Regions from separate parts of the Homo sapiens genome. Here region 1 is linked to region 2. The links are chromatin contacts, found by Hi-C or POLR2A ChIA-PET in ENCODE. All regions are on one chromosome and are shown on one strand. Each heading gives the region's core, a stretch centred on a gene start or an enhancer-like site at or near the end of the contact. The rest is flanking DNA. Distances are from core to core; before and after follow the strand shown.

What was found. A loop is a pair of places that touch in the nucleus more often than their neighbours do. ChIA-PET counts read pairs that join two places held with the same protein, here RNA polymerase II (POLR2A). Pooled maps may share reads with other maps.
Region 1: a loop to region 2 is called in a map of endothelial cell of umbilical vein, with 5 times the contacts of the local background. The contact joins the promoter of GCNT1 here to the promoter of PCSK5 in region 2. A Hi-C loop is called at or near these places in 4 of 168 maps with a recorded cell type or tissue (CD8-positive, alpha-beta T cell, endothelial cell of umbilical vein and naive thymus-derived CD4-positive, alpha-beta T cell) and 7 of 50 pooled maps. POLR2A ChIA-PET finds 5 or more read pairs at or near these places in 2 of 52 experiments (H1 and activated T-cell).

Annotation. Positions count from the first base shown.
Region 1 is chr9:76,454,544-76,461,236 of GRCh38, forward strand. It overlaps GCNT1 (glucosaminyl (N-acetyl) transferase 1), which reads left to right and starts at 4,639. Exons shown (of 4, transcript NM_001490.5): 1 at 4,639-4,762; 2 at 5,517-5,634. RefSeq lists silencers at 4,424-4,963, 5,954-6,023 and an enhancer at 5,574-5,683.
Region 2 is chr9:75,888,144-75,894,121 of GRCh38, forward strand. PCSK5 (proprotein convertase subtilisin/kexin type 5) reads left to right here and starts at 2,530. Exons shown (of 38, transcript NM_001372043.1): 1 at 2,530-3,230. The coding sequence starts at 3,039.

The DNA.
Region 1 (6,693 bases), core at 3,389-5,888, 570 kb after region 2:
CCAAACCCCACCCAAATCTCATCTTGAATTGTAATCCCCATAATCCCCACGTGGTGAGGGAGGGGCTTGGTGGAGGTGATTGGATCGTGGGGGCAGTTTCCCCCGTGTTGTTTTTGTGATAGTGAGTGAGTTCTCAGGAGATCTGATGGTCTTATAAGGCTGTTTTCCCTGCTCTTGCTTGCTCTCTCTCATCTGCCGCCGTGTAAGATGTGCCTCTTCCCCTGCTGTCATGATTAAAAGTTTCCTGAGGCCCCCCCAGCCAGGCAAAACTGTGAGTCAATTAAACCTCTTTTCTTTTCTTTTTTTTTTTTTTTTTTTTTTGTTAGACAGAGTCTCACTCTGTCGCCAGGCTGGAGTGCAGTGGCATGATCTCAGCTCACTGCAACCTCCGCCTCCCGGGTTCAAGCGACTCTCCTGCCTCAGCCTCCTGAGTAGCTGGGATTACAGGCGTGCACCACCACGCCTGGATAATTTTTGTATTTTTAGTAGAGACAGAGTTTCACCATGTTGGTCAGGCTGGTCTCGAACTCCTAACCTTGTGATTCGCCCGCCTCAGCCTCCCAGAGTGCTGAGATTACAGGCGTGAGCCACCGCACCCAGCCTTTAAACCTCTTTTCTTTATAAATCATCCAGTCTCAGAAATGTCTTTATAGCAATGTGAAAGCAGACTAATACAGGACATTAAGGGGCTTATTCCAAATTCCAATGCTGGTTTAGGCTGAGACTAGATTAAAGGGCAAAGACCTGATGGAAGGAGAAAAGCCTCATTGAAGTTTGATCAAGTAAGGTATTTGCCCAGATTGATCAGTAGGGGCAAATGGTTCAGCTAACCATTTATAAGATGAGAATGGAAATTTGGAGCGCATGTCTATGGCCTTGTTGTAAGTGTGAAAGGATGTTATCCATGATGATTACCTAAGTCATTTGGGGAAAGGTGGTTCTATGTAGTTAGTGGTTTCTCAGAAAATACAGCCGGGAGAGGATGTTCACTGGTCTCCAGTAACACAAAGTATAGGTCAAGCAACACCATCCCCTTACTTTTTTTTTAATTTATTCTTATTTATTTATCTATTTTTGAGATGGAATCTTGCTCTGTCACCCAGGCTGGAGTGCAGTGGCATGATCTTGGCTCACTGGAACCTCCGCCTCCCAGATTCAACCGATTCTCGTGCCTCAGCCTCCCCAGTAGCTAGGATTACAGGCATGTGCCACCGCACCCAGCTAATTTTTATATTTTTAGTAGAGACGGGGTTTCGCCATGTTGGCTAGGCTGGAACTCGAACTCCTTACCTCAAGTGATCTGCCCACCTCGGCCTCCCGAAGTGCTGGGATTACAGGCATAAGCCACCATGCCCTGCCTCTGTCCCGTTATTTGATTGTACTTGTAACTATAGTTTTATTATGACATTTTAAGAATATATTGCTATTGTATTAATCATTACTATGACAGCTGTGTTTATCAGACACTTTCCCACATCTATAATATTAGGAGAGTTGGGTGTTTGTGATCATGAGTTTGCTCCTTGTGCTGGTTATTGAAGTATGTCTTAGAGTTCAAACTCAAGCTTCTATCTTCTGCTTTGTGAGCCAGGGCTGGGACTTAGCAAATCACATTTCCTATAAGGTTTTGCTTATAAGGGGTGCTTGAGGAGAGGGACTTGCTACTTTATAGCTGCTTACTGTTCCTGTCCATGTTACCAAGCAATGGCTCTTCTCCCTGGCTGCAGCAACAGCTGGTTCCAGTTTCTTAGATTTGTTTGTTTGTTTTAATCCACCCTCTCCCATCCAGCCTCAATATTTACCTTCAGAGATAAAAGCACCAGCTGGGTACCGCCCCCTCCTTTGAGGTCTGACTCCCAGCCAACCAGGGGCCCTCTCCTGGCTGTTAGGTTCTGATAACCCCAACACTTCCCCTCTCCCCAGCTCTGTGCATGGCAGCTGCTTCCTGCAGTTACTCTCTCTCTGTTACTACAATGTTTTTGCCTTGCCAATCTTCATGACCTTAAATTCTCTGTAAAAGTAATTGCTGTGATTTCTGTTTTCTGACTGGGCCCTGACTGATACACCCCTAAGCATTCCAGAAATACCTTCTAAACTACTTGTATAGATTTATGGGTGTATGTTATTGCAGGCATTAAAAATAAGTGGGCTGGGCAAGGTGGCTCACACCTGTAATCCCAGCATTATGGGAGACTGAGGTGGGTGGATCGCTTGAGCGTGGGAGTTCAAACCCAGCCTGGGCAACATGGTGAAACCCTATCTCTACAAAAAATACCAAAAAATTACCGGGCATGGTGGCACACACCTGTAGTCCCAGCTACTTGGGAGGTTGAGGTGAGAGAATCACCTGAGCAGGGGTAAGTTGAGGCTGCAGTGAGCTGTGATTGCGCCACTGTGCTCCAGCCTGAGTAACAGAGTGAGACCCTGTCACATACACAAACAAAATGGATTACACTTATGGTATACAGGCAGTATCCAACTGACAAACAAGATATATTCCAAAAGTTAATTCATAAATCTATTGCTTGGCCACCACCCCTGGTTAATTTATCTATTTTTATTTTGTAGAGGTGAGGTCTGGCTATGCTGCCCAGGCTGATCTCAAACTCCCAGGCTCAAGTGATACTTGTACCTCGGCTTCCTAAAGTGTTGGAATTACAAGCGTGAGCCATTGCAAACAGCCAGCTATATTTTATTTTTAATTAATTAATTTATTTATTTTTGAGATGGAGCCTTGCTTTGTCACGCAGGCCAGAGTGCAGTGGCACGATCTCAGCTCACTGCAACCTCCACCTCCCGGGTTCAAGCGATTCTCATGCCTCAGCCTCCTGAGTAGCTGGGACTGCAGGCACACGCCACCGCAGCTGGCTAATTTTTGTATTTTTAGTAGAGACGGGGTTTTGGTATGTTGGCCAGGCTGGACTCAAACTCCTGACTTCAGGTGATCCACCCACCTCGGCCTCCCAAAGTGCTGGAATTACAGGCATGAGCCACTGTGCCCAGCCCCGGCTATACTTTAAACTTATGTTTAGCAATTAACATGTCAGTATTTTAACTTACAAATGACTCAGACATTTAATGAATATCTATTACTTAATTTAATATGTTCGAAATTTCAAGTCACCAAAAAAGATTTTTAAAACTATTTTTAAGTAGACAAATTTTATAAAACAAATTATTTTTAAAAGTTTATAAACTTTTATTCCATTTACATTTACCTAATCTACTTGCTCTTAACAATTATGCTTGAATTGCTCATGAAAAATTTCATGAGATATTAAACAAAGCTAGCCATTGAAGGAGTTCAGGAGTTTTTCCCAAAATCATTTCCTCTCCCCTAAATTGTCCCTCCCCAATGAAGAGGATACACAAGCTCCTAAAATCTCAGTTTTTGTTGGGGGAGGCAGAGGGAATATTAGTTTTTCTTTTCTGTGATACCCCCTACACGAAATCTGTGTACTTTTTCTCTTGTTAATCTACCTGCAGTCAATTTATTTCATAGACTTAGTTATCCAAGCCTCAGAGAGTAGAGGGGAAGTCTTTCTTCCTCTATACCATCATCTTATGTTAATTTTTGTTGACAAATCAGGCAAGTGTCAAACATATCACAGTCTAATGGCCTCTGAGTTGGATTTTTTTTTTTTTTTTTTTTTTTTTGAGATGGAGTCTCGCTCTGTTGCCCAGGCTGGAGTGCAGTGACACGATCTCGGCTCACTGCAAGCTCCGCCTCCCGGGTTCACGCCATTCTCCTGACTCAGCCTCCCGAGTAGCTGGGACTACAGGCGCCCGCCACCACGCCTGGCTAATTTTTTGTATATTTAGTAGAGACGCGGTTTCACCATGTTAGCCAGGATGGTCTCGATCTCCTGACCTGGTGATCCGCCCGCCTCGGCCTCCCAAAGTGCTGGGATTACAGGCGTGAGCCACCGCGCCCGGCCAGAATTTTTTTTAAACAACATGGAAACAAATAAGACCTCGTTCTGTTTTCTAGGAGCTAAAAATCCAACGAAAGAAGACACAGACACAATATTCCCCTTGTTACAAAGAGAACTGTGTCAACTTTTATAACTGACACAAAGATCTGTGCTATAAGGGCGGGGAAGGTTTTTTCCTACTTTCCACAGCACTGTGGATTGTTCCACAGTTTAATTTGATCTTAATTTTTATGTGGAAATACACATGAATGTAATGAGTTCTTAAATGCTAAATTTAGGAAGCAAGGTTCGTTAGGGGAGAGAAAAAAACACCTACATGGTTATCTCTAAACTTTACATATCGAGAACCTTGGAATTTAATTTTATTGTTGTTCTGTAACATATTTTCATGTTTAAAATCAGAAAAGGCAGCATTTCTCGAGTTTCCTGCTTTCGAGGAAGGGAGGCATAAAATGTTTAAAAAGACGCCGCTCACACACCTCTTAAGAATCAGAGCACAGTGAGGAAGAGGAGCGAGGAAGCACTAGGATCGCAGCGCTACTCCCAGACCACGTCAGTGCCCAGAGGGCGCCCTCGCCTGTAGGCGGGAACCGCGAGTCCGCAGCAAGTCCCCAGCCCCGAGCTCGCGCAGGTGGGCGAGGCGGGGACGTGGTGGGCGGGGCCTAGAAAGGCGGGGCCTCTGGGGGCGGCCCCGGGGCGGGCCACGCTGGTGTGAGGGCTGCAGGCGCAGCTCCGGAGCGCCTAGAGCGCGGCGCGGGGCGGGAGCTTGGTGGAGCAGGAGCGGCTGGGCATCCTCCTGAGACTCCGGGGTCAGACGCCCACTCCAGGTAACCGGCTCTCCCTCGTGTTCCCCTGCTCGGCCGCCCGGCGGTGGGGGAAGGCTGAGAAGGATGGGTGGGAGGGAGCCGGCTCTCAGCCAGTGCCCCGTGGCCCCGGGCGGGCTGGGCTCCCCCGCGGAGGAGGAAGCAGAACCGGGGTGCGCCCGGGACCGGAATGGAGCGGCGCCTCTTCCTTCCACCTTCATTTTCCGTCCGCTCAGTGGGGCTGGGACGCCGGTGCCCCGTGTCCCCTGAAAGTCACTTTCTGGCCTCTTGCCCCTGGTCCGTGTAGCTTAGATGTCGGAGGGGTTGGCTGCGGGCGTGGATAGGCAGGGAACGAACAGACTCGCTGCCATCCCATGGGTGCCAGGGGCTTAACTTCATTTAACTTCATTGAATCCTAACGCCAGCCCGGCTAAGATGCATTTTCACCCCTACTTTACTGATAAAGAGGCCAACGCTAGGATAATAAATGACTCACCCTGGAGCAAACTATTACTAATAAGAAAAGAGACGTTAGTTTAGGGGCTCCGAAGCCTCTCCTTTCCTGCTCCCTCGCTTTCCTTCTTCTCGCGGCAGTCTAGGAAACTCGCGCGCAGGGTCTATTACGAAAACAAGTGATTCGTCTTAAAAGCATTTTACCCCCTCCTAGGTTTCTCTTTCCTCTTTTTTTTAAGTATCTCAGGCAGATTCCTCCAAGTTTTGGTTATTAGGTTTTTGAAATGGAAGAAGCCCTTGCTCACTGCTTCTTTTCTCCTGGCAGCGCTTTCTGCGCAGCACAGGCACCCTCGCCTGTCACGCCTCCCTCTCCTCTTCCCGTCTCCCAGCGTGGATGAGGGCGCCTGCAGATCCCGGCTAGGGCACGGACCGCCTAGGCCGAGGTAGGTTCTGTAGGCACCTGGCATGCTGTAGATGCATATAAACGTTGCCCTGTACACCCTTTGCCTTGTTATTTCTTTCTGCAGAAAAGAGAGTCGGTTTTTTACACATAATGGGGCAAGAGGCCAATTGGGAAGATATATGGTGTTCAAAGAAAGCCGTGGTGCCTTGAGATGAGAATGCGGCCACAGCTTTTTGTGGGCTGAATTTGATGGGTGGGAGGTGAGAGACGTGGTCTGGAAGTTGTCTCTTCGTCTGGCATTCTGCCCCCCTTCCAGAGCTGTTCTGAAAGGCCGGTTTGTTTTATAGAGGGGAGGAGGAGGGCTTAGTAGTTTTTAAAGATCAGTGTAAATTACCTGCTAGGAGCTTAGGCAATTCCAGGCAGGCCCCCCTGCTGGAGGCTTTCGTAACAGATTTCAGTTCTAGCAGGGAGGAAAACTCAGACTGTGTAGATACCTGCTTTTTCTTAAAGGAATTTTTTTCGGGCCCTTAAAATGGTAGTTTTGGGAAACTGATTTCTTAGAAATGGCAAACTCCTTTATTTTAAAATACAATATACCAAACTATGAATTTACTTTTAAAAAGTTTTATTGGCCGAGAGGTTGATATTTTTTCCATTTCATGATGAGGGTTTGACGGTCACTGCCACCTCCTCTGCCCGTCCTTCAACTTGGCCCTGTAAAGGATCTCCTTAGCCTTGGCCCCAAGTTTGTACTAGATTCTATCCTTCATTAATTATAGTTCATTCTTGATTAATGATAGCAATGCTTCCACTCACTTTTTAAGGAGTTACTCCTTTTCCGTTTGTAATTGAATTGCTTAACAGTAAGAAAAACGTTTTTCCCTAAAACTGGGATCACAAAATCCACTTTATCCACATGGACTAAACAGGTAATGCACAAGAGTGCTTGGTTGGGCCCAGGTGACTGCAGAGGAACCTGCTAAGGCTGGGTGGATATTGGCCATTTCCACCGAGTATCCATGCAGGAATTCCCATTCAGCCATACAGTGTAGGCAGCTTTTTTTTTTTTTTTTTTTTTCCACGAATAGCTGAGAACTTT
Region 2 (5,978 bases), core at 1,280-3,779:
CAAAGTACCTTATGTAGTGGCAACCCTTCTGTGGATCACGGTGAGACAGGTCCTTCCTCCTACCTGAAATGCCCACAATTCTGAATTAAAAAAAAAAAAAGAGAGATTGACTGTCCCTTATATGTGTATTGAGATGTGGACCTTGACTGAAGTCTTATCCCATCTGAAATTTACCATCTTCAAGAGGGGTAATCCAATGTCCCTATGCATAGATGCAGATTGTCAGAGTTAACAGTGTTGTAATAGATTGTGAGCTTTCGGACTCCATGGCTAGGGAAGCAGGAAGAGATGTGTCTACAGGGACTGGCTAGCAGGGAGACTGTACCAAAACTCTAAAGCACAAGCATAGTGCTTATGTTTTCCTCTTAAAAATAATAATAATAGGGCCGGGAGCGGTGGCTCACGCCTGTAATCCTAGAACTTTGGGAGGCCGAGGCGGGCGGATCACAAGGTCAGGAGATCGAGACCATCCTGGCTAACACAGTGAAACCCCGTCTCTACTGAAAATACAAAAAAATTAGCCAGGCCTGGTGGCGGGCGCCTGTAGTCCCAGCTGCTCGGGAGGCTGAGGCAGGAGAATGGCGTGAACCCGGGAGGCGGAGCTTGCGGTGAGCCGAGATCGCGCCACTGCACTCCAGCCTGGGCAACAGAGCGACACTCCGTCTCAAAAAAATAAATAAATAAATAATAATAATAATAATAATAATAATAGGACGGGCATGGTGGATCATGCCTGTAATCCCAGCACTTTGCGAGGCCAAGGCAGGCAGAGCATTTGAGATCAGGAGTTCGAGACCAGCCAACCCTGTCTCTACTAAAAATACAAAAATTAGCCAGCCTGTAATCCCAGCTACTCGGGGAGGCTGAGGCAGGAGAATCGCTTGAATCCGGGAGGCGAAGGCTGCAGTGAGCCAAGATCACACCACTGCACTCCAGCCTGGGCGACAGAGCGAGACTCTGTCTCAAAAATACATACATACATACATACATACATACATACATACATACATACATACATACCTTCAATAATAAACCACATTTACTCTACAGTATTCAGAGATTCTGAATTCCACTAATTTTTTGTGCCTCCCCCTTCCCCTTTCTCCAGTGTACAGCACAATTCATTGCACATGCTAGGTGCTCAAAACAGATGTGTTGAATCAGTCAAATAAATAAACGAATAAAATACATACACTTCTGCACATGTTTTAGTTCTTCTGATCTTCTATTTCTTCAGCTATAATGTGGGGATGATGTTATTTTGTGGGTTTGTTTTCAAGATTAAATAATATAGCATACCTTATACAATATGTAAAATGTCAAATGCTATGCTCAAAGGTACTAGTGGAATTTTAAGTCTGCAGGTATCTTTCAGATTTTAAAAAATCAGTACCAAAAGCTATAGGTGGGATGAGTTAATTAATCTCAAACACATTTAAATTAACAGGAAGAAAGAAATAGGGCATGGTAGGAGGAGAGAAAGGAGGACAGTTAGGGATATAGTGAATACTTTTAAAGTCAGTTGAATTATTTCATACGGGATAATTTTTCTTGTCACAGTAAATCACCCTGTGCCCCACCCCCGCTCCAGGAAGGCAGGGAGGTTGTAAAGGAGAAGCGAGAAGAGGGTTAATTTGAGCTCCCTCCTGCCTGCTGCAGTCACAGTGCATGATAGAGTAATGAAGGTGACGCCGCCACATATCTCATCTGAACTTCCTCTGTGGTCTTTTTCATATTAAAGTCTTTCACTGTTACAGGACTGTGCTTGGAAAAGTTGGGAAACTTTTCCCTTGGTGGAGAAAAAGAAGCCCTCGTCAGACGCAATCCAACAAATGAATGGAGTTATTTCCTTGGCCCAACATGTCCATCCACTAGCACACCAAATATTCATAGAAACATCTTTCCTCACTTCCAAGGCCGGAATTGTACTCTCCCGTGGCGTTGCCTAGTATCGCAGATTTCGAAAGTGAGCAGGCAACAGACTTGGCTTTCGAGCCAATTCTAGGAGTCGATGCGACTTACTGTCCTGTGTGGTAGCTTCTCCCGGGAGCAGAAAGTGTAAAATAAACAGCTGCTGAAAAGCATGAAGAATTAACGAAGTGAAAATCTCGAGTTATTTGTTCGGCAATTGACACGTAAGTGACCTCCTTAAATGCCTAGTTATTTAAGGACGTTTAGAACGAGGATGAATGAATCTTCAGGGCGGTTAATTCGCACCGGCGTGTAAATTTCTTTAGTCTTTCGGGAAGTGGCGGTAAATTCATACAAATCCAGCAGGGAGGGAAGAGAAGGGAGTAAAACCACGATCTCGGAGCGCTCTTCTCAGTCCTTTGGAAAGACTTGCCTTTACTGCCCGGAACCCTGGAGGTTACAGCTGGGCGAACCCGGAGGCGCTAGGACCTCGTCAGCGCCTGGCTGCGGCCGCTTTCAAGAGGGCGGAGGAGGGAGAGGAGGAGGGCGATGTGGGAAAGGAGGGGTGTTAAGGGGGGCGGGGGAAGTCATTTATGCAGAGCAGGAGCTGCTGCCATTGCCACTCAGAATCCTCGCGCGCTGCTCGGAGCCGGAGGGAGCGCTGGGAGCGAGCAAGCGAGCGTTTGGAGCCCGGGCCAGCAGAGGGGGCGCCCGGTCGCTGCCTGTACCGCTCCCGCTGGTCATCTCCGCCGCGCTCGGGGGCCCCGGGAGGAGCGAGACCGAGTCGGAGAGTCCGGGAGCCAAGCCGGGCGAAACCCAACTGCGGAGGACGCCCGCCCCACTCAGCCTCCTCCTGCGTCCGAGCCGGGGAGCATCGCCGAGCGCCCCACGGGCCGGAGAGCTGGGAGCACAGGTCCCGGCAGCCCCAGGGATGGTCTAGGAGCCGGCGTAAGGCTCGCTGCTCTGCTCCCTGCCGGGGCTAGCCGCCTCCTGCCGATCGCCCGGGGCTGCGAGCTGCGGCGGCCCGGGGCTGCTCGCCGGGCGGCGCAGGCCGGAGAAGTTAGTTGTGCGCGCCCTTAGTGCGCGGAACCAGCCAGCGAGCGAGGGAGCAGCGAGGCGCCGGGACCATGGGCTGGGGGAGCCGCTGCTGCTGCCCGGGACGTTTGGACCTGCTGTGCGTGCTGGCGCTGCTCGGGGGCTGCCTGCTCCCCGTGTGTCGGACGCGCGTCTACACCAACCACTGGGCAGTCAAAATCGCCGGGGGCTTCCCGGAGGCCAACCGTATCGCCAGCAAGTACGGATTCATCAACATAGGACAGGTAACGAACTACAGGCTAGCCCAGCCCTCGGCCCTGAAGCCACTGGGGGCTTCTTGTCCCCTCTGCGTGGAACCCCCTCCCCCTCTTCCAGATGTGCTCTAGCAGCTGTTGCCCTAACTCTTGGGCGATGCTCTGTCTCCTGCGCGCGCGCGCGTACGCACACACACACACACACACACACACACACACACCCCAGAGTTGCCGGGTCCGTGTTTTGTTTACTTGTCTTTTCCAAGCCACGCGGGACTGGTAGGGTCTCGGGAAAAATCCAGAGTGCCCCCGTGGTGGCTTCAGAGACGGCTGGACCTTTTGACCTGAAAAGTCGAGTAGCACTAGTAATCTGAGGCAGTCTCAGAGAGGGTGATCGTGGGGAGAGGGGGAAATTAGGTCTTTTGGGGGATAGGGGGTGAGCGCGCCTCTGATGCCTGCGGGGAAGGGAAAGCCTTTCCTGCTCGGACCTGAATTTAGCCCAGAAAGAAGTTTCCTCTTGGGCGAGAGAACCTCTGGCGCTGGAGACTCCGGAGGCGCGGGGACTGGAGCTGGAAGGGAGGAGAAAGGAGGGGGAGGGAAGAGGGGGCCGGCCCCGGTGTGAGTGCAGATTTAGGGGAGACCTCTAGGCTTTCTCGCCTTAAGCGAGGTCCGCGTGGGGGCTCCCGGAAGGGAGTTGTAGTGGGGAGGTGGGAAACTTCCGAAACCGGCTGGCTGGGTTCCGCTCCGGGAAAACGAGGAGTCTTACCCCGGGACGGAAGGTGCCGGGCCGGGAGGTTGCGCCGTGGGGCGAGAGTTGGGCAGGCAGCAGGGGCGCGGGGTTTTTGTGGGGTGCCGCTCTCGGGCTTTTGGCAGAGCTCTCCTGCTAGGGAGAAATGCCCATAAACTAAGGTGATGCTATGAGGATGATTGGAAGCGTAACAGATTTGGAAGTACTCCGGGTTCAGTGGTCTTGGCTTTCTGGTTCTCTTCCCCCGACACCCCTGCGAGAAATGGGGGTAGAGAGGGCTATGAAAGTGGGTCCCAGAAAGTACCCCCCTCCACATACACACCGCAAGCATCTTTGGGGTTGGCCGGAGGGGCGGGCCCTGGCTGGGCTCAGGCGAGAATCCGCTGGAATGGGAGGTGAGGATGATGGATGGCGCCTTTCCAGCAGGCGCGCTTTGGGGACTGCCCGGGGTGCACGCACCCTGCGTGCTCTGCCAGGGGGAAGGGAGAGGGAGGTGCTGGCTGGTGCCGGCGGAGTGGGAGAGTACGGACAGTTTCTGAGGCCATTGCGTTCCACGCCCAGGAACCCGGGGACACCCCCCGCCCCTCCTCCCCGCCGCCTGGGGGATGCGGCACCTGGAGAGGAGGCAGAGCTGCTGTCGCCGCGTTTAGAAGGAGCTGGGGAGTGCGGGGAGTGTTCAGAGGAGCAAGAGCACAAGATCTTGCTCTTTGCCCGCCCAGAGGGAGGACATATTCCAGAGAAGCCAGCCCTGTGGAGAACTGAGACTAGGGCAAGGGGCACGGTTTGTATTCCCTCCTGCCCCTGGAACTAAGGAAGTAAGGGAAGCCAGCCAGATTTTGTTGCTTGAGTGACTGTTATCTGCGGAAGATTTCCATTCTAAAGGCTCGTTGGGATTCTACTGGCTTCTTTTTCTCTGGAAGAAAACACTGAGTCCGTTCAGGTCTTTTTACATGAACTTAAAGTTGGGCACTGCCTATGCCCTGGGAATGGAACTGGGGAGGCTAGCACTGAAAGTAGCTAGTACTATTAATCTTTCCAGAGATTCATCTCGGGTTCTGCTAACATTGAACATCTCACACATGACCAGGCATTTTTGGAGGAATAAATTCTTGAACATACCCTTCTTTCTTAATCTCAAAACAACCTTGTTTGGTGAATATTACCTCACACACAGGAGATGAGGAAACCGAGACCAGCTAGACAGTGGCAAAGCAGTGATTCAGACCTGCTACTCTGACTGTTGCAGGCCCAGTCCCCCATGGATCCTGCCTTTTAGGGAACCCTTCCATGCCATGATGAAGGAGGAAGGAAGTAAAATCTCCATTTCCTTGAATTCTGATTTAATGGCTCAGTAGGCTGGAAGCAAATATCTGGTCTCAGTTCACAGATATTTAGTTCAAACGCACCTAGCTTTCTTGACTTTAACAAGGGCAGAAACAGCTGTTACCTTTCTGAATTAATTGAGCAGAACTGGTATATGACAGAATCTGGCATAGCGAGATGGGAGAAATTGTCACCAAATCCACTTTTGAACAAGCAAACATTGCAATGTCCTGCAACCTCTGCTTGACTATTTACAAAAGGCCTTATAGTGAAGATTCATGGCTTCTCATTAAAAATAATAATGCTAAGAAAGTTTACATACAAATAACACCAAGGATGATTTATTGTGGTTTTACAGCGCCAATGAGGAAATTTAGTGCTTATAGAGGTTACAGAGGACCCCTTGAACCAGTGTAAAAAGATCAGCTATTCTACAGTGGAGAGCATTTCCTCTGTAGATCAAAGGAGCTTAAGCCTATGCTAAGTCTTTGGGGTGGTAAATGGAGTTCACACGTGCAATATCATTGCACTGTACAGGCCAAATGTATTTCTTATTCATCCTTTACTGCTCTGACCTTTCAACACTTTAGACATCCTTTTGTTATTCTTTCCATCAGTAAACCAGCTGTGGATCAGCTGAGGGCAGTAACTAATTTGCAGATGCGTCTGGAATGTTCTGTTTTTTACCCATTTGGGCTTGGGGTCTC